3 separate regions of the Mus musculus genome follow, and regions 1 and 2 are each linked to region 3. The links are chromatin loops, found by intact Hi-C in ENCODE. Cell type or tissue: heart. All regions are shown on one strand. Region 1 has its middle 26 kb from the start of Gm36033. Region 2 overlaps Smad6 (SMAD family member 6). Region 3 has its middle 4.6 kb from the start of Smad6.

What was found. A loop is a pair of places that touch in the nucleus more often than their neighbours do. Peaks named below come from ENCODE experiments on the same cell type or tissue, not always from the same donor. Only the 100,000 strongest peaks of a DNase experiment are listed, where the experiment ranks them.
Region 1: it touches region 3 in a loop (2.8-fold over the local background); 9 of 42 quality-filtered maps call a loop at or near these places.
Region 2: a loop joins it to region 3, with 3 times the contacts of the local background. A loop is called at or near these places in 6 of 42 quality-filtered maps.

What each region holds. Positions count from the first base shown.
Region 1 is chr9:63,914,414-63,922,413 of GRCm38, forward strand. No RefSeq gene overlaps it. Among named protein-coding and RNA genes, the nearest start is that of Gm36033, 26 kb to the right of the region's middle. In heart, CTCF peaks have their summits at 1,747 (motif pointing right) and 4,011 (motif pointing right); DNase peaks (open chromatin) are centred at 1,778, 4,038, 4,829 and 4,978; H3K4me3 peaks cover 388 bases; H3K27ac peaks cover 5,617 bases.
Region 2 is chr9:63,968,221-63,976,220 of GRCm38, forward strand. All of the region lies in intron 3 of Smad6 (SMAD family member 6), which reads right to left. Among named protein-coding and RNA genes, the nearest start is that of Gm36033, 28 kb to the left of the region's middle. In heart, a CTCF peak has its summit at 3,519; DNase peaks (open chromatin) are centred at 531, 2,341, 2,791, 3,601 and 4 weaker places; H3K4me3 peaks cover 688 bases; H3K27ac peaks cover 7,210 bases.
Region 3 is chr9:64,022,667-64,030,666 of GRCm38, forward strand. No RefSeq gene overlaps it. Among named protein-coding and RNA genes, the nearest start is that of Smad6, 4.6 kb to the left of the region's middle. In heart, CTCF peaks have their summits at 484, 2,466, 3,094 (motif pointing right) and 3,295; DNase peaks (open chromatin) are centred at 395, 2,465 and 7,845; H3K4me3 peaks cover 953 bases; H3K27ac peaks cover 6,255 bases.

The DNA of each region.
Region 1 (8,000 bases), 110 kb before region 3:
CATGCTAGGGAAGCACTCTACCTACAGAGTTAAAGCTCAGCCCTGACAGTTTCTTAGGAAACACCAACCACTTGACCCAGAAAATCCACTCCCTGCTATCCATTGATGAAAACTAAAGCTAGCTCACTCACTGTCTGCCTTCAGAGTATGGGTGGGCCAGTTGCTTCAGGTTCCTGCTTCCTTGACTTCCCCACAGGATGGACTGTACCCTTTCATTGTAAGATGGAATAAACCCTTTCTCTCAGAGAGGAGAGAGGGTGAGAGAGGAAGAGAGAATGACAGAGAGACGAGTTGTTCTTGTTTTAGTTTAGATTTCTTGTTTGTTTGATATCCAAGTGAAGATTTAAATGTTAAAAGTTATACTTTGGAAATGATCCAGCTGTTCTGAACTATAGTTTGGCACACAGCTGTGAAACTAAACACACATGTCCCTGTGGTCCCTCTGGTAGGGATCAACCCCAGAGAAGCGGGCATCTATATTTGCACAAAATCTAGAAGTGTAACATGTTCAGTGACATTCTTCATAACTATCCCAAACTAGAAACAAGCCAAATGTCCCTCATCCAGCAAGCAGATAAACAAATGGCACCGTGTCCATGAAAAGCCATCGAATGGTGACAGGAAGGAGCAAATGTGGATGGCTTTCCAAGCCCTGGAGCCAAGTGAGAGGAGCCAGATTCCATGTGCAAAGGCACACTATGGGGACAGAAAACAGAGACCAGGCTGGAGATGGGAGGAGGGGTTGCCTATGGCAAGGCTTGATGAAAGGGCTCTATATCTTGACTGTCATGATGTTTACACATTTGCTATACATTTGTCAAGTCTCATAGACTGTGTAGTTTCAGGGATAACTCTTACGGAATGAGACTAACAGAACACAAGCGCTTGAAGACTGACCGGCTGTGAATGATGCATGAGTGGAGGAGGAGGAGTCATCTGGCAGGAAAGGCACAGGCAGGAATGTCTAAGACCCACAGGATCTCAGGGTGGGGATGACCAGTGGACAGCAGGACGTTAAAGGTGGAGACCTGGAGGTGACATGACCCTTGCCTCTCAACTGGCCTTCCCTTGAATATTCTTCTGCCTCCACCTCTCATGTGGGCCACCTTGCCTCCTAAGAGAACCCTCTTTAGTTCCATGTGCTACCCAGCTCACGCAGATCGCACATCACTGTCCAAGTTCTCCTAAGAGCTGAGCAGGGCCCTAGTGTACAGAGAGGCTCAAAGTGGTACCCACAAGGACCTTCCTGGTATTTCTGTATCTTGTCCAAGTTTCAGAAAACAGGACTCTTACCCTGTGTGGAGAGCAGAGAGCCGCTCTCATCTGCTTCTCTGAAATGGTCTTATCCCAGTGTAGAAGAAGGAAGGCTCAGCCCCTGGTCAGGGGCATGGGAGAGCACAGACCTCTCACCGCAGAGTGTCCCTGGACTGGAGAGAGTGAGAGCATCTTTGTGGTTCTCAGGTTCTCCAGTCTCCCCAGTTGCTGTAACCTTAATCCTCCCTGCTTTCCCGAAAACAGAGCTGACAGAGATAGTTGTGTTTTAGCCACGACTAAGGATGTTTAGCAAGGAGAGATGGGGAGGGTCCAAACCAAGGGGAAATGCCAGCACATGGGGAAGTACTGGGTCGAAAGAGGAAGAAAATGGCAAATATACAACAGGCTAATTAAACATCATCACAGGTTACAGAGCTGTTGGTAGGCTGCTCACGGGAGCAAGCCAACCTTGCAGAAGAGAGAGGAAATTTCCATACCCCTCCACCAGGGGGAGCACATGTGCCATTTCATCTGCAATGGCTGTGTAGTGTTAGTCCCACCCTGCTTGGATTAGGAAGAGCAAGAGGTGATACAGAGAAACCACCAGCCAGGAGCTCAAAGGCTCAAAGGTTGTTAGATGGGTTGCCGCTCTCTGGTGGTGTTCGCACAAAGCAGAATCGTCCATAGTTCAGGGACTCTGGATCTAATCTGGTTGCCTCCACTATGCAGCTGTGTGGCCGTGGCCAGTTCACTGCATCTTTCTGGGCATCTGTTTCCACCTCTGGAAAACAGGGCGGTGCCTTTCCCGCTCAGAAATGACAGGAAAGGATTGACGTTGCAGACACCCACAGAGTTCTGCCTTCAGGAGTCTCTTTAGTGAGAGAACAGAAGAGAAGAGGCTGGTGAGCTGGCCTCTCAACTGGTGGCTGAATGAGGCCTGGTGAGGAGGATGTGCCCAGGGAATGTCCTTGAACACCAGGGAAGCATCCGGGTACCAGCATACTCCAATCCTGACTGTGCCAGCTATTTGCTGGGGAGCCTGGTCGAGTTTCTCTCTTTCCCTGAACTTCGATTTCTCCCTCCTTGAAGAAAGGGAACCACATCTGATTCTTGGAGTTCTGTACCCCTCAGCTCCTCTCTCTCCAGTGGCTCTGGGGCCACCAAATCTGAGGTGAGGTCAGGTAGGGAGAAGGTCACCAAAATAGGCCAGCTCCCTATTTAGGGCCCAGAGCAGGACACTGATCACAAAAAAATTCTCAGTGAGGCAGAGTCAGACACTTCCTAGGGGAACGGTCATTGAACAGCAGGCACTTAAGCTGCCCTAAGCAGGGGCTCTGGTCCAAATCTGGGGTCTTGATCCTCTGTGAAACCCTGCATATTTCCTCACATTCCCCAGGAAGTCTGAGTCCCCAAGAATGGCCCTCTAATGCCATCTATAGCAGGGGCAGAGAACAAAGCAGGCATGAGTTTTGGAACTGTCTGTAGTTGTGGGAGCCACAGCGCTTTCAAGGAGAATTCCCCAAGGAGGTCGCAGACTACACTTGAGGAGCCCGGGGCAGTGAGAGACAGGAAATCCTGGCATGGGAACACTTGTCCAAGGGGATGAAAGGCCAGGAGACTTTAAAGGGGGTCTCGGGAGACTGGGGCGTCCTGGTGCAGGGCCCCTCTTCTTAGGAGTGATATAAGGGCTTTGGGTGAATTCCTGGCGGCTCCAGCTTTGAGGAATCCTTAGGCCTTATCTCCTAGTGATATATACTGACATGTTTATGGATGAAATAACATGCCTGGCATTTGCTTCAAAAACACCCAGTTGCCAGGAGAGGCAGAAAGTTTGCATAAGGAACGAAATTGGCCATGACTGACAGACAGTGGCTAAGTAGGTGATCAAAACGCAGCGCCCCTCACACTGGACTTTCTGCTTTCTGTAAGAAAATGCCCTGTCAGAGCTGGAGCTCAGAGCTCCATGCCTAACACAGCATGAGGGCCTGGTTTCCATTTGTCCCCAATATCATGTTTTTTAAAACCTGGCCATGGTGTGGGCCCCATGGCTCAGCAGGTAAAGATCTTGTTCTGAAAATCTTACGCATGCATCGTGAGTTCCATCCCCTGATCTCACAGTGGAAGGAAGGAAGGAAGGAAGGAAGGAAGGAAGGAAGGAAGGAAGGAACAAGGAAAGAAGGAAGGAAGGAAGGAAGGAAGGAAGGAAGGAAGGAAGGAAGGAAGGAGAGATCTGGCTCATGAAAACTGTCCTCTGATTTCCACACAAGCACTTGGGCATAAGTGAGCATGCACGAGTGCCCAAACACACGTGTGTGCTCACGAGCATACACACACTAATTAATTAATTTTTAAAAACAAGCATAGGAATTGGACAAATGGCTCAGTGGTTAAGAGCACTGGCTCCTCTTCCAGAGGTCCTGAGTTCAAATCCCAGCAACCACATGGTGGCTCACAACCATCTGTAATAAGATCAGATGCCCTCTTCTGGTGTATCTGAAGACAGCTACAGAGTACTTATATACATAAAATAGATACATCTTTTTTTTTTTTAATAAAATAAAAGCTGTAAATGTGAGTGGATCAGAAGTTCAAGGTCAGCCTCAGCTACACAGAAGCTTGGAGGCAAGCCTGGGCTCCTTGAAACTCTGTCTCAAAAACAGTTCATAAGTCCACACACAGCCCCCAGCCAGTGGCCTCCAAAGTGTGGCACAGGCTCAAGCCTTTCTGGTGGCTAGCCTGATCTCCACATGACCACCAGAGGGAGCCCTGGACAGTGTCAGACCTTGCAGCCTGGCTCACCCTTGCTTGGTACCAGTTCACCACAAGACAGGCCCATAGACTATCTTCTTCATCCGGCCTCCATGCTGGGCTGCCACAACCAGCCCCACAACACTTTAAGCACTGCAGTGCTGTAAAGGCCATAGTTACATTGGATAACGCGCATCTATTGCTTCGCTGGAACTCAGACTTAACTGAACAATCTCTATCATATCTGGAAGATGACCTCTACCTATCTTACCAAAAGAGACATGCCATCTCAATGTCCCCCAGGGCCCCCACTATACAGAGGTGCCCCTTCCCAGCAGAGACGCAACCTCTGACTGAGTTTATACCATTGCCTGCCAGCAAGGATTTTAAGCTTGCTTTAGAGGACAGATGTCGGTGTGTGGTATGCAACCTGCCCAGCTCTCCATGACAGTCCCACAAGAGGCCAGACAAGCAGGTACTTCCTGAATGAGGAGGCAGCCTTCAAGCGAGTGCTTGCTTCTCCTCAGCAGGGTGCTGGGACTGGAAGTGTACGGCCATGTCCAGGCCTCAGCTGGCAATCTGCTCTGGGTGTTTTTGGACTTGGGCCCTATCTGCTATGCGTCCCATGGTAGTGGGGAGAGGAACCCGGTGCCAGGCGCCGGCTGCCCCATGGCCCGAGGGTGTCCACTGCAATTATTACAAGTAATCAGTTGACCAGCCCGGCCCCGGCCCTCCTCCCACGCCAACACTTGGCCCTTGTTCCTGGACAGGCCCCTCTGTGTCCCGTCCTTTGTGGCTGACATTTCATTAGGATCATGCAGCACTGGGGTAACCCCGAGCCCCAAGCCCATTCTAGGGAGAGGGGGGCTGGTCCTGGCCATGTAGATACTTGGCCTGGGGAGTCTAGGCAGACTGGCTGTCGCCAGCCAGGCAGCCGCCCCCTCCCGCCCCCAAATATCCAGTGTGGGCCACTGGCTGATGTGGAGCCACGGGGACGCCAGCTGACTTGGATGCTTTTGTTCTGGGCCTGGAGTGGTCTAAGCATGGTGGCTCTTTCACTGAGGAGACACAGATAACAGGCGGCAGGGCCTGATAAGGTGTCTGCCGGTGGTTTCCTCCCAGACGGGTCCCACTGCTCTCACAGGCCCAAGAGGACTTGGCCCACGCCTGTCACCAAAGAAAAGTTACCCCTCCCCAGGGTTTCAGCCTCCCCACACAGGCCAAAATAAAACCCAAAGGGGGTTTGTATGGAAAAGTCAGCAGAGTCCCCAGAGGCGCCAGGCCCAGAGCAGGCTGGGCTGCCTCAGTTTCCTTCCCATGAAGAGAATGCCAGGGAAGGCATTCTCCCTGGGTCTATAATGCACTTATAATAAACTGGAGATCCTGGGCTGGGGTTGGGGATCCCTGGACTTGTCTAGGTCCCCTCAAATGGCATTGCCAAGGATACACACAGCCTCCTCTATGTCAGACTCCGTGAGAGGGCTTAGGAAGAGATAAGACACGGCCCAGGGCTCCTGCCAGGAGGAATCGCCTGAAAGATCTATCACCACTCACCAACCTAACCCAGACCAGGCCTCCAGCCCCAGGCTCACAGACTGGAGGGGCTCTGGGGTGAATGTCAGTACAAAAAGACCACAGCCCTGAGAGCTGAGGTGCCCAGGAGCAAGGGGTCTCTAGTCTGATGGAGGAGGCCTGCCTGGCTTCTTGCTTACTCCTTGCTACTGCCTAACGAAGGCAATGTAAGACAGGAAGGGCTCATTTTTGACTCAGAGTTTGAGGAAGCAGTCCACCGTGGTGGGAAAGACGTGGCAGCGAGGCACGTGGACTGTGCCACAAGAGGACCTGACACGGAACTGGCAAGGTAGAGCACGGTCAGACCCCAGACATCTCTAAACTTGAGACCAGCAGGAGCAGACATAGCCCCATCCCTGTTTCTGTGCCTGTCTCGGAAGGAGCACATGACCTGGAGACACCCCCTCTGGCCTCCCCCACCCCCCAGCAACCAGGTAGGTACAGGCAGTCACAGTAGCACAGCCTCTGGAATTCTTCCCCATGCAAATGAGGCATCTCTGTAGGCTTAGCCATCAGCCAGTGACTTTTTCCCTCCCTGAATATCCTCAACCCAAAACCTATATAACCTTTGGCTCACCCCAAATAAAGTGTATGCATCCAAAACAAGCTATGATTCCCTCAGAAAGCTGCTTCACCAAAGCTCGTCTGAGAAGGCCTTTGTCTAAAAGAGCCGTAACACTAAGATTCTCAATGAAGGTCCCCATCCCCCATCACTCGTTCCCAACCTGACCCGGATCCCGCAGACCCCACCGGTTCCTCCAACTTGAGTCCAGACACCCCCCAAGAGGGGAGGTGAACCCCAGAACTACAGCTGATCTCTGTGCATCTGCAATCAGGAAGCAGAGACACAAACGCTGGGACTCAGCCCAAATCCCCCTCCCCCACACCTCCCCACCCTATCCCCAAGGAATCCCCAGCCCATGGAATGACAGACACCTCGCTCATTTAGAGTGGGTCTTCCCAACGTAGTTAACCCAATCTAAAAACTCCCTCACAGGTGCACCCGGAAAGTCTGGGTGGTTCTCCATCACATCAAGTGTCAATCAATATTAGCCATCCTAAGGACTCAAGGAATTCTTGAGAAGACTGTTGGAGTGATCAGGCAGCCTCAGGAATTACTGGGAAAGGCTTTCTGACAGTAGTGGGTGTTCCCCTCAGCCTGCATCAGAACCTTGAGCTCCAAATTTACCTATAGTAAGCGGAGGTCAGAGCTGGCCAATTGTCATGTGGCAGCCAGCATGGACATGAGGTGTGGGAATGAGGTTAGGCAGCGGAGGGTCCAGGTTTTCCCTCACCCTGACGCGTGTGGCTTTGGGCACACACATGCTCTCTCTCTCTCCTCTCTCTTTGGCTTACAGGCTTTCAGGAGCTTCTTAGGGGTGAAAGCCACGGATCAGTGCTCTGGATGATTGGAGAGAGTGGCCTGGGCTTCTCCCTGCCAAAAAGTCCCAGGGGGAATGAACACCCAAGTCCCTGCACCTGTAGTCTCTCCAAGGGACCTGACAGTCCCACAGCCAGGCCCCACGACCTCTTCTCCAGCTCAGAAAAGAAGGCCTGGAATTCTAGAATTCCACTGCCCTAGAGAAGCACATGAGGCCTTATGCTCTGACCTTCAAATTCACCCACCCAGCTCTCAGAGGCCTCCCCAAGCCAAGCCCAAACCAGGATCCCGCCTCACCCACCCCATGTGCCTCTTCCTTCATAATCAAAGCCCACTTTTGTCCCTGGCACCATCACACCCTTACTAGAGCAGTTCTTACAATGCATTCATCAGCCGCCACCATACACCTAAGTACCACAAGCCAGGATGGCGGTGACAGAGCCAGCTTCTGCCCCAGATACATATATAGCTCTGTGAAAGGCAGAGAGAGCCATAGAGCCACAGGAACAAGGAAGGAAGGTCAGGTCTTGGGCTAGACCAGTGTCATGGAGTACGAATTCTAGAATTTTGATTTCCTTAAAAAACACAGAACGACTATAAGAATATGCTTTGTTTTAATCCCAGGTGTGAGAATGTGGGGCTGTGTTGCACTGTCCGCAGCAGCTGACTATGATTTGTCTCATGCTCTAGCAGAGGCATGGTTTTGCCAGCTGCAGAGAGTTTCTGTGATTATGTGACGTTTGGAATTCTGGGAACTTTTCAGGGGGTACATAAATACTAGAGCCGGGGCTGGAGAGATGGCTCAGCGGTTAAGAGCACTGACTGTTCTTCCAGAGGTCCTGAGTTCAAATCCCAGCAACCACGTGGTGTCTCACAACATCTGTAATAAGATCCTACCCTTTTCTGTAGTGTCTGAAGACAGCTGCAGTGTACTCGCATATAATAAATAAACAAATCTTTAAAATAAATAAATAAATAAATACTAGAGTCCTGATAGGTGGGGTTGGTGGTTGTTGGGTGGATGTGGGGCTTGTGGTTTGTTAGT
Region 2 (8,000 bases), 54 kb before region 3:
ACCCACGTGAAAAGCCACATGTGGTAGCATGCACTTGTAAGCTCAGCACTGGGGAGGCAGAGACAGAAGGATCTCAGAGCTTCCTTCTCTGAGGATTGCCAAGTCAGCCTAGACTAATCAGCACGCCTAAGCCAGTGGGAGACTCTGCCTCAAAACAAACAAACAAACAAACAAACAAAGATGGGCAACTTCTGAGGAACAATATGCAAGGCTCACCTTTGAACCTACACATTCACAGACACACAACTGCAAACCTATCACACACACACACACACACACACACACACACACACACTACAACATACGCACAGGAAGTTCGGGACGCTCAGGACCCCACAGACAAACAGGGTGTAGGGCAGTAGGAAGAGACTCTGTGAGCCGGTGAAGCAGTTGGCAGATATGGTGCCTAGGTCCTGCCTTGAGAGGGACAGACTGTAAGGCCCCAGAGATGTGGGCAGGAGGCCAAGCTGGAAATACCGAGAGCTGTTCCAGCTTGGAGAAGTGGCCCTGCCAAGTCGGGAAGGCAGTGCTGACGGGGATGGGGTGTTTGTGGGGGGGAGGATAGTGGCAGGTTCCAGACAGGCCAGTCCCTAAGGGCACAGAGTCAGGAGCAACCTCTTGTGTCTCGAGGCACGTGGGAGCTGGAGTCCAGCCAGGGAGACCCAGAGCCGCCAGTCTTCCCAGGGTACCTCTGTCCTGGCGCTACCCCACAGCACTGTCCTTAGAGACACGGGTTAGACTGTAGTACACAGGACCAGTCTCTCCTCACTTTCTGGCTCCTGATTCCAGGAATGCTCACTGGAGCCCACCAAGACCATCTTGTAGGCATTTTGGAATCTTCTAGCTCACTAACACCCAGACAAGATGTAGGATGAAGGAGCCGCCTTGTGATGGATCACAGGGCTAGCCAGGGCCTCTCTGTTCCCTGTGGGGAAGCCTGGTGTATGGAGGATACTCCCCACCCCCGCATACAGACAAACTCCTCTGCCTCGTTCTGGTGGGCTTTACACACTGCTGTCACTTGGGATGGTGTAGAGTGGGTCCCTAGCAGGCAAGAAGTCCTGGCTTCCATCCCCAGCCCTAGAACATACATGCCTCAATAAGACAATGAAGCACAGCTCATCACATGCACACGCCTTACCACAAGATAGACATTTTCCACAGACACCCTGGGGACTGTGACCCTCATCAGTCAAGCCATCTGACTCCAAGGTGAGCATCAGGACAACGCCTCTCTCTCCTCCTCGACATTCATACTAAAACTTCATTGTGAACACGAAATTAGCAGGCCACTCTCTGTCAGAGTCCAGCCACCTCTACCTGCTGGCTCACAACACAGCGAACAGAAAACCGCCCAAACCGGGCCTTGAACACGTGGAGCTCCACTCAGAAACCACGGATGCACACTCCCTGAAGGGAAAGAGTGGGTAGGGTGTTTTCGAGAGTCACTTATTGTGGGTTTGGGTTCCAGCCAGCAGAGCTGCCACTGAGATGCAGGGAGAGAGAATTGGCTTAGGAGGTTGGGTTTCGCTTGTACCAGACAGATACCTACTGCACGCAGGGGCAGGAGACTGAAGCAAGAAAGTACTGGGGTTGTCAGAGGAAACTGGGGAGACGTTTGTTTATCCCTTCTAGTCATCTCAGAGTTATTTAGTGGCTTATACACATTTTATTGTTTCCCCCCACCAAAACAACACGAATAATTATTCTGTTCCAGAGTTGCCGGCAGAAAGTCCCACAGGCAGGCAGTTAGAGCCACCATCCTACTTCTGCCCCCCAAATGGGTTCTGTGGACTGAGGAGACTGACCGCCACCCCATCTGGTCATGAGAAGGTTTCAGGGCAAGGGGGTGAAACTCACCTCAGACTGGTAGAACTCTGAAAACTCCAGGTGGCTGGCTTTGCATACTACTGTCAAAAGGCATGGTCAACTGTCCCAGGAACATGCGGGGGAGGCTCTAACGGATTTGTGGAGAACTGTTATAACTTCAGGGTTGGAGCTTTACTGAACTCAACCTCCTCCATTTAGAGAAGAGGAAACGGAGGCAAAGAAGCAGAAATCCCTTGACGTCCCAGGCAGGACACTATCCTGGATACCACGAGCGAGCCAGAGAAACTAAAACAAGTATCACCAACGAGTCCATCCAACATGAATTATTTTTGCAAAACGGTCTGTTTGTTTGTTTTTGTGAGTAGCAGGGAGCGCCCCCACCCCCGGACTCCCCAATCCCTGGGCTGTCGGAACAACTCCCTGCCTGTGCCTGAGAAATGACCCGCCCCGGCTCCGCCATGGACTCTCAGGCAGAGGATGTGCGTTGCAAAAATGGGGCAAAGTTTCCTATTCTGAAGATAACATTGTAAGACACAGGAAGTCTGCGAGCAAGGCCTGTGTTTCCAGAAAGCCTGTCTCTGCTCACTCAGTCACAGCCATTCACAGTCACCTCCATTGTACCAGACAATCTGAGGCTTGACCGGGTACGTGCTGTTCAGGACAGGGACAGTGTGGCGCATGACAGTGGTCACAGCCCAGGTAAGAGACCAGAGAGTGGCTTTATGGGCCATAAGCTCACTAGGTCTCCCAGCAACCAAGCCTGAGACGGCTCTCCAAGTCCTGACTTCCCCTACCACAATAGAAAAGGGATGAAAGAGCCCAAGTTTCTTCTACTCTGGTGCCCTCAAGTCAAGATTCCCAGGCCCCACCCCTGGAGACTCTGATTCATGGGTCCTGGGTGGAGTCTGATATTCTGTGTGTTTTGCACAAGATTAGGAGGCCCCTCTGCTGGCCCCGATGGGTCACGATCAGCAGCCTGGCATAGAGGTAGGAGAGCTGACTCCCTCGTAAACAGATGACCAGGGTACAGGGACCAAACCAAATCAACTTCCTAGCACGAGACAGATGCAGCTGCTCTAGTGCCAGGCCTGGGAGACTAACTGGGAAGGAGGCGACACTCTGGAGCCAGCACGAATCAATCTGACTCAGTGGCTCTGGGTGTGTTTGATGACAAGCCCTTGGGAGAGTGTCTACCTTTCCTGTGGGATTTGGAATCCAGGATGAGGGTTCAAGTCCTGCCTCTACCGCTGGTCCAGATGACTACCTGGGATGAATGGTCTTAGTGTCTCTGAGCTTCCGTTTCTGTAGCTAGGTAACGGGTCAAGAACACTTGTCACCAAGAACTGCCAGAGGATGAAAGCCCTAGGGCTGGTGAGATGGCTCAGTGGGTAAGAGCACCCGACTGCTCTTCCGAAGGTCCGGAGTTCAAATCCCAGCAACCACATGGTGGCTCACAACCATCTGTAACAAGATCTGACTCCCTCTTCTGGAGTGTCTGAAGACAGCTACAGTGTACTTACATATAATAAATAAATAAATCTTTAAAAAAAAAAAAAAAAGCCCTAACAGCTAGCACGGCCTGTGAGCTCACCGTGTATCAGACACACCCAGTTCTCAGAAGGATGCTGAGAGCTCGGTTATTAACAGATGAAAAGAAACTAGGGCCTCCTGGTCCATTCAAGGTCATGACCAGAGGGTGGCTCAGGACTCACACATCCAGTCTGAGGCTGCTCTCCACACAGGAAAGCACCCCACTAGGCTGCCTTCCTTCCTCTGCACTGAAATGCACAAGACTTGTCCAGCACGCCTCTGTCTGTAAGGACATGACCTGAGCATGACAACTGAGGGGCAGTTATGGGGTGAGAGAAAGCAGAGATTCTGAGGTGGCTGTCAAGGAGATGAAGTACGGGGTGTCACACTGTGGAGCAAGACAAAGCAGGGCACACAGGTGGAAGACAAGGCTACAATGGCCTGCTCTGACCTGACGCCTGGAGCTGGAGTTACAGATGGTTGTGAACTGCCAGATGTGGTTGCTAGGAACCAAACTTGGGTCCTCTGGAAGAGCAAAGCGCTCTTCACCACTGAGCATGCCTCCAGCCCCAGGAGCCACCCGAGTGACACTACAGATCTAATAACAAAGCAGGAGTTCAAATGTAGTTCATTTGGTAGGGGGCTTGCCTATCACGCACCACTATCACACACCTGAGAGGTATAAGACAAAATAACCGTCCTTCCTTCCCAAGTTGCTTTTGGTCACAGTCTTTATCACAGCAACAGAAACCCTAACTAAGACAGCCTCACCCTGCTGGGGACATGCCTTTCATGGAAGTACTCGGGAGGCAGAGGTGGGAGGATCTCTGTGAGTTCAAGGCCAGCCTAGTCTTTTAAGAGGAGGAGGAAGAGGAGGAGATGGATGGACAACATAGACACCACAAACGCAGCAACTCGATATAAAGGGGATCCGTGTGGCATATGCTTCCGGGAGGGTCCCCACCCTGTCCGTGACACCAGTCACACTAGTGTGGCTGTCTCTCTCTTGTTCTACCCTTGCAGAGAATCTGATGCCTACCATCCAGACTCTGGACTGGACCTCCCAGTCTGTCTCCCTGACAGCATCTCCTTCTTGGTCTGTGTACACCTAAGAATTCATGGCAGTGTTCACACTCAGGGCAGGACAGGCCCCTCGGGGCCCGGAGCTACTGTGGCCTTGCTTGCTCTCCAGCCATGTGGGCAGTGCCTCCTACAGCTGAGGGACATGGCCAGGACCCAGAGGCCTGCCCTGACTTCTCTAGCCATCTCCTGGGGTTTCGGCAGACTCTCCATCTCGGTCTTTACATTGCTGGGATACATGGATATCACCTAAGCTTCGAAGATGAGCTCTACCTTCATAAAGAAGAGTCCTGATGGGTGTCCCCAGGAGCAACAGGAGGGGGCAGCAGGTCCACCAGCCCGGTCCTGTCTCTGGGCTTCTGTCTGTTCCACAGGCAGTCTGTCCATTCCCTCGGCGTCCAAGGCCTCTGCCCTTCTGGCAGCTCCTAACTAGAGCAAGGGTAGCTAACGGATTCCCCGAGGAAAGGGCATTTCCCACTGTGTGTGCCAAGCATACCAGGGCTACTGGCACCCCCAGACCTAGACTCGCTACTTCTCAGCTAGGTCTAGGGTCACACCTCACTTCCTTCCTGGGCTCTAACACATTATGGGGGCCCAGTGGTTTGAGTTTACAAAGGCAATCCCTAGCCATCTCCTGGGGTCTCAGCAGCCTCTCCATTTGGATCTTGACATTGCTGGGATACAAGGATATCAACTAAGCTTCGCAGATGAGGAACTCAAGACCCGTCAACAGTTGGGCCCTTTCTCTACCACAGTACAACTGCCTCAAATAGACACGAAGGTGGATAGATTATTTATTCACTTATTTGGGTGTTTGTTTGTTTGTTTACTTAGAGTCTCTCTCTATAGCCTTGGCTATCTGTGAACTCACCATGTAGACCAGGCTGGCCTTGACCGGGAAGAAGGAAGGTGCCTTCCCAGGGAGAGGAATCAGCCCTGTTCCCACTTCAGCCTGTGGTCTCTGATCACTCCATTCCTGATTTACTGTGTAGCTCTAGATGAGTTACTTCCCGACTCCGGCCTTCATTTGTTCAAACCGTAGGGGCTAGATTATGGGCAACTCTGCTGCCCCGGCTAGAGCCACTGGGGCAGCCCAGCTTTTGGGTGGAAGGTTCTGCTCTGTAGCAGGACCCTCCCCTTTGTGGGTATGTGGGAGGGAGGAAGGAGGGCAGGCAGGACAATGGAAACACGCATTTCAGAGCTCGAGTAAACAGCCCTGTTGGCATAGCAGAGCCGGAGCCGATGAACCAGAGTCCTGAAACCGTTAAAAATAGGAAAAGAAATGGCACAGTTCACATATTTTTGCAAAGCTAAGTCAAACCAACATCTGCAAAAAATATCCCCGTTAAACAGAATCGCAGGATTTCATTAAGTAAATTGCAAGTTGGCAAAAATTCTGAAAGAAGGGGAAAAGCCACGGGCTGGCCTGTGATTTAAACCTTATTTTAACTGTGACAGCGTGACTGCAGAAGGGCTCCTTTTCCAAACGAAAGGAAAAATAAAATAAAATAAAATCTAAGAGGAAAAAAAATAAGTTTTTCCCCCCCAAAGAGGGCCTCCCTCGAGCCGCCCCTCCTCCAGCCTCCAAGCAGGCAGCATTTTGGGTTGTTGTTGGTTTTTTTTCCCTGTAATTGCAGTGGTACCTAGTTTCCCAGTTTTCCCACGGATACAACAAATGGGGGGCGGAGGGGGAGGTGTGGAGGGAGGGAGGAAAAAGTGAGCGCACAGGCGGAGTCACCTCTAATTAGGGTGTTGGGTTTTCTCCTTACCAAAATGGCTAGGAGCACAGACCCCTGGGACTCCCTCCTTTCCCCCTCAGGCCTTCAAGTCCAGCCCCACAGTGGCTTCCCCACCTCCCCACGAGGTGGAGGCTGGGCCCAAAGGGGTGGTCCCTACTGCTCCCCAGCCTGGAGCCTCTATCATTCATCTTTAAAGTGAGGTACAAACAGCAACCACAATCAGGGTTCTGGCGGGGCAGTGAGTGGCAAAGAGGAAAGAATCCTGTAACATGCCAGGGGCCCACAGAGCCCAGGGAGGGCTGGGGACCACGGCTGCCAGGCTTCCGGGCTGGGATAAGTGACCAGTGTGGCCTGGTGGTAAAGCCACTAAGGAAGATGTGGTGAGGACATCTTGGGACTCGAGTGTGTACTGTGGGGGATGAAACTGAGGGCTTAGCCCATGATAAGCACATGTTCTAGAGGAAGTTACACAGGACCTCAGATCCGCCTTGACATTTAACAGTGACACACACACACACATACACACACGCACACACACGCTGCCCTCCATCCTCACCCCAGTGCAACCTCTGGAGGAGTCCTCCAGTCACCGATCTAAAACAAATATGTGACAGCTGCCTGTCTCTCTCCATCCTGCCTGAGAGAATCTGAACATCATCTCCTGGTACAAATGGGAAACTGAGGCCTAGCGAGATGGTAGTGAGATGGTCTTTGCCACGCAGCAGGGAATACAGCCCTGTTTTGATGATGGGGCCTGGAAGTCCAGAAAGACCTGCTTGTTAACATCCTGTGGGCTATGAGAGTGTCTGCTGGATGACTCTTGAGCTCAGCTATAACCTACCCTAAGTACTACCCTGTACTACTTTACAGGGCCAGAAAGGGAAAGACGTTTATCCAAGGTTACACAGCAAATGAGCAACAGAAGAGGGATTGTGAGTAAGGCGTCCTGTATGCCCAACCCTGTGAGCCCCATCCTCATCCTCGCCCCAGTCCATCTTGATGCTGCCAAGAGTTTCCTCAGGAGTCAGAGTCTCATCGCAACCCTCGCGATGGAGTCTTGAGTGAAGTTCTGAGCTCTAATACCACTGTCTACAGCGGCTGGGCTTCCTTCCCTTTAACATAGTTCCTCATGTTGTGGTGACTCCCTCCCATAAAATCATTTTGTTGCTACTTCATAACTGTAATTTTGTTACTATTAGGAATCACAATGTAAATAACTATGTTTCCCAATTGTTCTCATGTGACTCCTGTGAAAGGGTTGTTTGCTACCCCAAGGGGGTCATGACCTACAGGTCTAGAGTCAAAAGGTGTGTTTTTCTCCGAGAACCCATTTGTAAAATCAGGATGGTTAGTAACTGTACCCCACCCTCAAGACAGGCATCAGAACTCCGGGAGATCACACTGCAATGGCCCTGCCAATCAGCTAGCAGGCTCTCATTTCAGAGTCTCACCTCCCGCCACAGAGACTCTGAGAAACCCATACAGTGGACATGCAGCAAGGAGGGCAAGTGTTTCCTCCACTGGACAGTGGAGGACAGCCGGAGGCGGCAGAGACGGGTCGGCACGGCTCGGACAAGACTAGAGTTCAGTCAGTTCCCAGCACCTGTACCTGCTGCGCTCCCAGCTGTAGAGGATCGGACAACCTTCTGGATTCTTCAGGAACTGCACTCCCATGCACACAACTCATCCCCACCCCACACTCCCTACAGACCCTGCACACATAATTAAATTCAAGGCGGTTCCCGCGGTGTTAAGCTCCTCCCACCCAGGAGAGTTTGCAGAGCTGCACACAGGACTATGGATGGCGTGCCTGCGTGTCCA
Region 3 (8,000 bases):
GACTTGGACAGGGTGGGGTAGAGGCAGGAGTGCTCTTGGATGGCTCCTCCTGGTCGCCCCGGCTCTCCCTCCTGGCGTCCTAGGCTCCTCTCAAGGCCAGGCGCTTTCTTCTCCCTTCGAGGATTTACCTTATGCCCCTTCGAGAGTGATAGAGGGGCGTGCTTTCCCCAGTTATGTTTCACTATAAAAACGGGGGCAAGTTGGGGACAGACTTGGGGACCCGGCATGGGAAGGGTTAAGGCCGCTCCTGCCCTGGAGCCGGCGCGGCGGGGTACCTCCTCGGGCGTGCTTGCTAGTCCGAGGGTGGCAAAAGTTCAAGCTTGTAAAGTCAGGATTGGCCCCGCGCGGAGGGGAAAAAAGGCCTGGTTCCCCCTCCCCCTCCCGGGCGTGGCGCCGATTGGCCCAGCCGCAGGGCCGGCCCCGCCCTCCCCTGGCGCGCCGCGGCCCCACCCCCGGCGCAGCACCACGCCCCTTTCCGGGCAGGAGCGGGGCCCCGAGCTCAATGAAAGAAATTCCGCTACTCTCATTGGCCTGGGGCTTGACGCCGCACCCCGCGGGAGGCGGAGTGGGGAGGATGGGGCGCGGACTTGTGATCCCCTTTAGGATACCTGTGCTCTGGACTGCTGTAGCGAAGGTGGTGTGCAAGTCCAGGAACGGGTCTGGAAGTGCGCTGGGGGAAGGGTCGTGTGTGTAGGAAAGATACAGACTACTTCCCTGAGTCTTACCTGGAGCCAGGTACTCCAGTGCTGCAGGGCCGATTGTCACACCCACCCTTCACTATTTTGGCCAAGGTGAATATGAGTAGCTGTCCTGGCCTTGGTTTCTCAAGATTCTAGGAAATCCTTACTAATAAGTGCATACATCAAAAGTGGGCAAGAAGCGCCCACACAAACTTGTCTTTTAGCTTCCGTTCATCCCTGAAGAAGTTGATGATCCTAAAACGCAAAGAGAGCCTACAGGATTGTGCACACCCATGAGTACAGCACTTGGGAGGTAGAGGAAAGAGAATCAGGAGTTCAGTGCTCTCCTGGGCTACACAGAGACCTGGAAGCCAGCCTGGGCCTGCGTAAGACCCTGTCTCCGAAAGTCTCCCAAAATAAAATAATAAATACAAAGAGAAGCCAATTATGTTCTCTCTTACGAAGATTTTGTTGCCTTGCCTCTGGGTTACAATAAGAGCAGATGCTTTGAGCTCTTTACCATGGTAGCAGAAGTTTCAAGCCTAAACAGCTAATGGGTTTTATTTTCTCTGTGTACAGATGAGAAACTGAGGCACAGAAACTTGCTCATTTAATTTGAAACCTATTGAGAGCACTAAGACACCAAAACCAGAGAGCTCCAAGTTCTCACCCCCACTCCCCAACAGCAGGGAGAGGCATGTAACTATGTGATGTCACAACATCGCTTTTAGGTGTGTGGTTTCCCAAATAAGGTGCATGGTACTGCCTCTATTAGACCTGCTGGATGGACATTTCATACGGAGGCCACAACTCCCCACTACAAGACTCTGGAGATGAGGGTAGCTGGCAACCACCATTATATAGAGTGCCAAGGCCTTGGACACAATAGCCTGCACAAGTTTGTCATCCCTGATCGGGTGGGACTTGAACCCAGCTAGAAAGAAGTATGAGTGTCAAAGACACCAAGACTCCTGAAAGAGTTCCCTGCCTGTAGACAATCTGCAAGGCCTCCCTCACAGTAGGGGAGGATCCTTACAGAAGTCTCCCCACATCCCTACTCCTGGTGAGGAGTATGAGTTGAGACTTTCTGTCCCTCCTGCTCCTTACTCTGAGCACAAGCATCTCTCCCTGAGGTATACCAGGCTAGGAGAGACTAAAACAGGACCTTAAGAAGCCTGCTACCTTAAGCTAGGCGCTGGAGAGATGGGATATCACTAAAGTGTTCACCATGACAACCTGAATTGGATGCCCAGTGGTCCCTGGGGGGGGGGGGGAGGCCCAGCAGTGCTGGCTGGCAAACCCAGAATTGAGATATGGGAGGTTGTGGGGGAGGGGCAAACAGAGGCAGATTCCTGGAGCTCTCTCATTCCTAAATAAATAAGGAAGGTGGAGAGTAGTCAAGCAGACAATGTCAACCTCTGGCCTCAGGCATATATATACATTCACAACACATATACCACAAACACACATGAAACGAACAATTAAATAAAGGAATAAATAAGAGGGCTGCTAACTTAAGCAAAATTTAGCCTCTTGGCCCATGTTCACTAGGAGATAGATATAGGGTGGGGTAATGTAGCCTAGAAAGGATGCCCCCTGCACTACAACCAGAGTCTGGTAAGCCTGAGTCTAGGACTGATGCTACTATGGTACTTCTCCAACTGGGTAAGTGTGGGTTATCCTCTGTAAAATGGGAATAGCAATCATCATGCCAGCTAGGGACAGCTGCCAAAGCTGAGGGCTGCTCCTCCTCAGGCCCATCCAGCTCAGGACTTGACACACCTTATAACCACTAGAGGGTGTGTGCAGTGGTGGCCAGCTGCACAGACCTGCAGAGTGGCAGCTCTGACCTCCACCCTACTAAACTGCCAGGCTGGGAGTCCCTGGGATATAAGGAAGAGAGGGCAAAGGAGGAAGGCTGGACTCCCATCGTCAAGGTTCTGCAACTATCGTCAAGGTTCTGCAGTTGCAGGAAGTCACCCAGGAAGAAGTAGCTGACCCCTTAGCTTCACACCTGTCCCCTCCTTCCTCTCTCTCCTCAGAGCACTCCATGATTCCTCATTTCAGTATTGCCCCACTTACAACAGCACAGTTCCATGTTCTTTCCCCTGAAATAAAGGCCCATAAGGGCAGAGATCCCAAGTAGCCAGGCTAGGCCACCCACATCAGTGTGAATCAGAATAAGACCACTGGACACGCTCCTGTCTGAGACAGTTCTTGCCTCACTTCTCCTGGCACCAGAACAACCTGCAGGGTGGCTGAGTTAAAATTCCCACTTCACCGAGCCCCCATGCTCCCCAGCTAGACTTTCCTAGGCACCATCTTCTCCAACTCTCCCAGCAACACAAGGAAGGTCTTGTTCCTAGACTCTTCTTCAAAGCTGGGGAAACAGACGGTAGGCTATTTTGTTTCTGCTCGTATGGCCAGTAGGTGGCAGAGTTGAGACCAGGTGAGTGAGTGTGTGGCTCCTTAGCACCTGGTTCTACAGAGAAAAAAAAAAAGTTGTCTTTTGCCCCTAGGAAGTTTCCACATTAACTAGTAAGGACTATGACATGAAACAGCAGAAGTCACTGAAGCTAGAGTTTGCTTCTGAGTGATGGGAAGGGATCTGGATCTAGGGAGCATGGTTTACAAACAAAGAAGTTATACAGAACGCATAGCCACCTCTCACCATGACTAAATGGATTAACAAGAAGATTCATCATAACCCACTGTACAGAAACTGATTCAAATGCCCAGGCCCTGCTTATTAGCTCTAGGAGAAGAATTTATTATATGCTCAAATGTTATATTACAACCCTAGGACCCACTGGCTAAGGGATGTTGTCTACTCCTTTGGAAAGCAAATCTACTTGGTCAACATAAACCCAAGTGGAAAAGTTGGGACACACTTGAAAGTGATAAACAGCCCTTCTGGAATTCTGATACATGCTACAGACTCTTCCTTGTGGGGTCAGGGGATGCCCGTATACTCTAATGGAGCTCTGTGTTTATTGGTGTTTATTGAGCTCCTGCTGAGTGCCCACCTCCTCCTCCCAGAGCTGGGGAACCTGCAATAAGCCAAGTCCAGTAATTCCAGAGTTCATGGAATCTAGTGAGAAAGAGACAGACCACAACCAAAGGAGCAGGGTGCTCTGCACACTGAAAACGCCACGGCCAAAGTGAAAAAAAGAAGAGGAAAGAGGAGTGTCAGGGGGCAGGGAGGCATATATCAGGGAAGACTTCCCTGGGAAGGTGACATTGGAGTGAGGGAATGACATTTTCTTCGGGACATAATTGGGTTGAGGTCTTGGTGGTGACATTGACGTCATAGTGGTAGTTGGGGCAGGGGGTTTTCCCTCACAGTCTGCTTGCAAACAGCTGCAGGGATGGATAGCAGTGAGCACAAGAGCCCCGAAGCAGATTCATGCCTGGAACGCATGTGTTTAGAACATTCCAAGGCTTCACAGAGGTAAAGAAGTCAGAGAAATACTCGGGGCAGATGTGGGCCCATGCAAGCCATTGGTGGGTCTTTGGCTTGTGTTCCAGGTCAGTTGGGAGCCACTGAAGGTCCTGAGCAAGGGAGAGGCAGGACCTGCTTTCTAGGTTATGTGGTTGATATGCAGGACCAAACCCTGGGCTGTGTGCGTGCTAGCTGAGTGTTCTACCGCTGTGCTAGGCCACTTAGCCCAGGCTGGCTTTCTGTTTTACTAGGTTCCACCTAACTGCATGTAAAGAATAGCCTGCTGCCCAGGCGGGAGCAGGAGCCTGGCTGGGAGAGTCAGAGGAGGCCTGGACCAGGGTGGAAGCAGTGAAGAAAGGGAAGCAGAGATTCATCTGAGACACATATATCCGGTCTCTGCTGTCGCGTGCTTAAGAGTGTGCAGTCACTTTTTGAAGATGAAATGCCAGGCCATTTGGCATTTATTTATAGTTTTTGAGATAGGGTCTCATGTAATCCAGGCTGGCCTCTAGCTTGATATATAGTCAACACTGTGTTCTGTTATATAGTGCTGGAGATCAAAGACACTTTGTTTATTTAGTATTTGCCTGCATGTATATCTGTGTATCATGTACGTACTTGGTACCCTAAGGACCAGAAGAGAGTGTCAGGTCCCCTGGAACTGGAGTTCCAAATGGTTTTAACCTGCCATGTGGGTGCTGTGGGCTGAACCCGGGTCCCCTGCTGTAGGGGCAAGCCTCTTAGCCCCTGAACTATGGCTCCAGCACTCAGTTCCGTTTGTAATTAATAACATCTACAAAGGCAGGACATTAGTTATGTTTATCGCTTTTTTAAAAGACATAGGTTGACTTGTGCATCAAGTAAGTCTATTTCTCTGTGTATCATACCAAATGACCCTGGGATCGCCAGTGGCTATGTGACACCGGGTTGATCAGTATCTAATGTCTCCCTCTTTGGTTTTGTTTCATTTGTCTCAATGTCTCTCAGAAAAGATGATTCCTTTGGTTTTTGCCTCGTAATTGGGGGGGGGGGCGGCCGCAGGAGGTGTATTTCCATAGCACTCCTGAACCAGTTGCTAGTATTATTCTAGCCACCCTGGGTCTGAAGACAGCTACAGTGTACTTACATATAATAATAAATAAAATCTAAAAAACAAACAAACAAACAAAAAAACAGAGTCTCGTGAAGTCCAAGCTGGCCTTGAACTTGTTGTATAACTAAGAACTAACTTGACTTCCTGAGCCTCCTGCCTCCACCTTCCAAGTATTTGGATTATAGGAATATACCATGGCGGATTGATAAGGTGCTCAGAATCAAAGCCAGGAGTCTCCACCTAAGCTAGATCCCCAGCACCAGGAAATGTATCTTTACATGATAGAGCTTCTTTAACATATACGTATACTACACAGATATGTGAAATAGATAATATATTTAAACTTGTAACTGCTTGATACTTCCACACATTTCATAATGACATTTAATTGTCCCACTCCCTACCCTCAACTCTCTCCCTTGACTATTACATATATATTTATTTACAACACATTCTACATTGATATTAAAACTAATCCAGGCCTGGAGAGATGGCTCAGCAGTTAAGAGCACTGACTGCTCTTCCAGAGGTCCTGAGTTCAATTTCCAGTACCCACATGGTGGCTCACAACCATCTGTAATGAGATCCAATGCCCTCTTCTGGTGTGTCTGAAGACAGCAACAGTGTACTTACATATATAAAATAAATATATCTTTTTAAAAAAAATCCCTGATTCAGATACACCAGGCAGTGGAATGAAAATGTTAGAAGGCTTGCCTGCATCTCTCCTCTTCCCTCTGACTCCTGACCTCAAAGAGCTTCCCACACGTTCTCTGATACCCCAGGCTTTACTGTGGGTGCCATATGCCTTTCTGTTTGAACCCCAAGCCTCCCTTCCTTGCAGGACCCTGACATTGGCAGGCCCCTCTTCCTCAGAACTTGAGATAACTTGCCACACCCCTAGCCTAGCACCCTGGGGACACTCCAGTAATGTTGGGAGAAGGGAGGCAGATTGGAATTTCTAACAGAGTCAGCCAGCTTGCCCTCCAGTCTGCATAAGACTTATGTCCATCAGTCCTCACTCTCAGCCTACGCACACCCCACAGATGCACTTGCAAAGGAGGGCTGTGTGCTACTTCTGACATGTGCAAAGTCTCATCCGTAACTATTATTTTATAAGAAAAGACAGGCTCTGGGCTTTTTGGTTTCACTGACAGTGTAACTCTGGCTGTCCTGGAACTCAATCTGTAGACCAGACTGACCTTGAACTCAGAGATTTGCCTGCCTCTGCTTCCTAAGGGCTGGAATCAAAGGTGTGCACCACCATCACCCAGCGATAAATTGTTAAAAATATAAAAGAAATAAGAGAGAAAGCAGGAAACCTAAGGGTTTGACCACAGTGGACATTATGCCACAGGCCCATCCCTGCTGTACAGAGACTGAAGCCATGTCCCTCAACGCTAGGCAAGGTCTCTGCCTTTGAGCAACATAGCTAGCCCACTACATTATTGTTCACATTCATTTTTATTTTTGTTTCATTTTTGAAACAGTGTTTCATGTAATCCAGGCTAGCTATTAACTTACTGTGTAGCTGAGGATGGCTTGAACTTTTGATAGCCCTGTCTCTGCTTTCTGGGGTGTTTTCTAAGACTATAGGCATGTGCCACTACACCCAGCTAACCTTGACTAAAAAGCATGTGTTTACAGATACACAAACTGGAAATATGCACAATTAAAACCAGGCATTGGTGGTACCTGCTTGTCACGGAGACAGGGGGATTAACACAACTCCCAGGCTATCCTAGGCTACCATGTGAGTCCCTGTCTGGGGACAGGCCTGGTAAAGAGGAATGGACTCACTCTTCAACACAGAACCATTTGGTGGTCTGTTCAATTGCTTGTTATTTGGTTTGGTTGTACTGTAGTGTTGTTGTCTTTTGATATAACAGTCTCACTATATAGCACAGATTGGTCTCAAACTTACCATCCTCCTGCCTCAGTCTCTCCTGGGATTACAGGCAGTATCCTCCACCACTCCCAACTTTGTTATCTTTATCTTTTTAGATCTATTTAATAATTAATTAATTTTGGAGGGCTTGTGTGCCCTGGAACAAGTGTGGAGGTCAGAATGCAAATTGTAAGAGCTGGTTCTTTCTCCAGTGTGGATCCCAGGGAACAAACTAAGGATATCAAGCTTGGCTGCAAGTGCCCTTCCCCAAAGCCGTCCAATAGTAAATCGCTAATACTTGTGCTTGGTACAAGGTCTAGATAGTCCTATTCAGTACCAAAGCCACATCCTGCTCTCTGTTTCCTGCACCCTGGCAGGCAGTCCCAGGTGGACACCTGTCAGTTCCCTCCCCAAGCTGAATCCTTAGAAATAGTTAAATCAAAAGCTCAGGAATGACAAATTTGCTGTCTAAATTATTAACAGTGGTTGCAGAAAGGAAGAAAATCAACAAAAGAATTGTTTATTAAAGAATCCTAATCTCTGAAACAGTCCATTGACCTGCAAAGCAGGACATGACTCAAATGACAAATGAAATGACAAGACCAAGCAGAGACAGAGGTAGGAGCTGACGACAGTGGGGCGGTACATCCTGTCTCGCCTTGCTTGGGACTTCCTGTGTGTATGTCTTCCTTTCCAGCCTGGCCAGGGCTGGCTTCATGCTTTTGTTTGCTCCAGAGCCTGGTGCACAGAGGCCATCAGAAACACACCCTATCCTCATTCCGTCTGGCACAAGTCACCTTCAGAGAAGGGACAGAAGACAGAGTCACCCACATCCTCCAGAGCCTGGTGCTGGACACAAGGCAACATTATGACCCCTGCAGACCCTGGACACCTCCA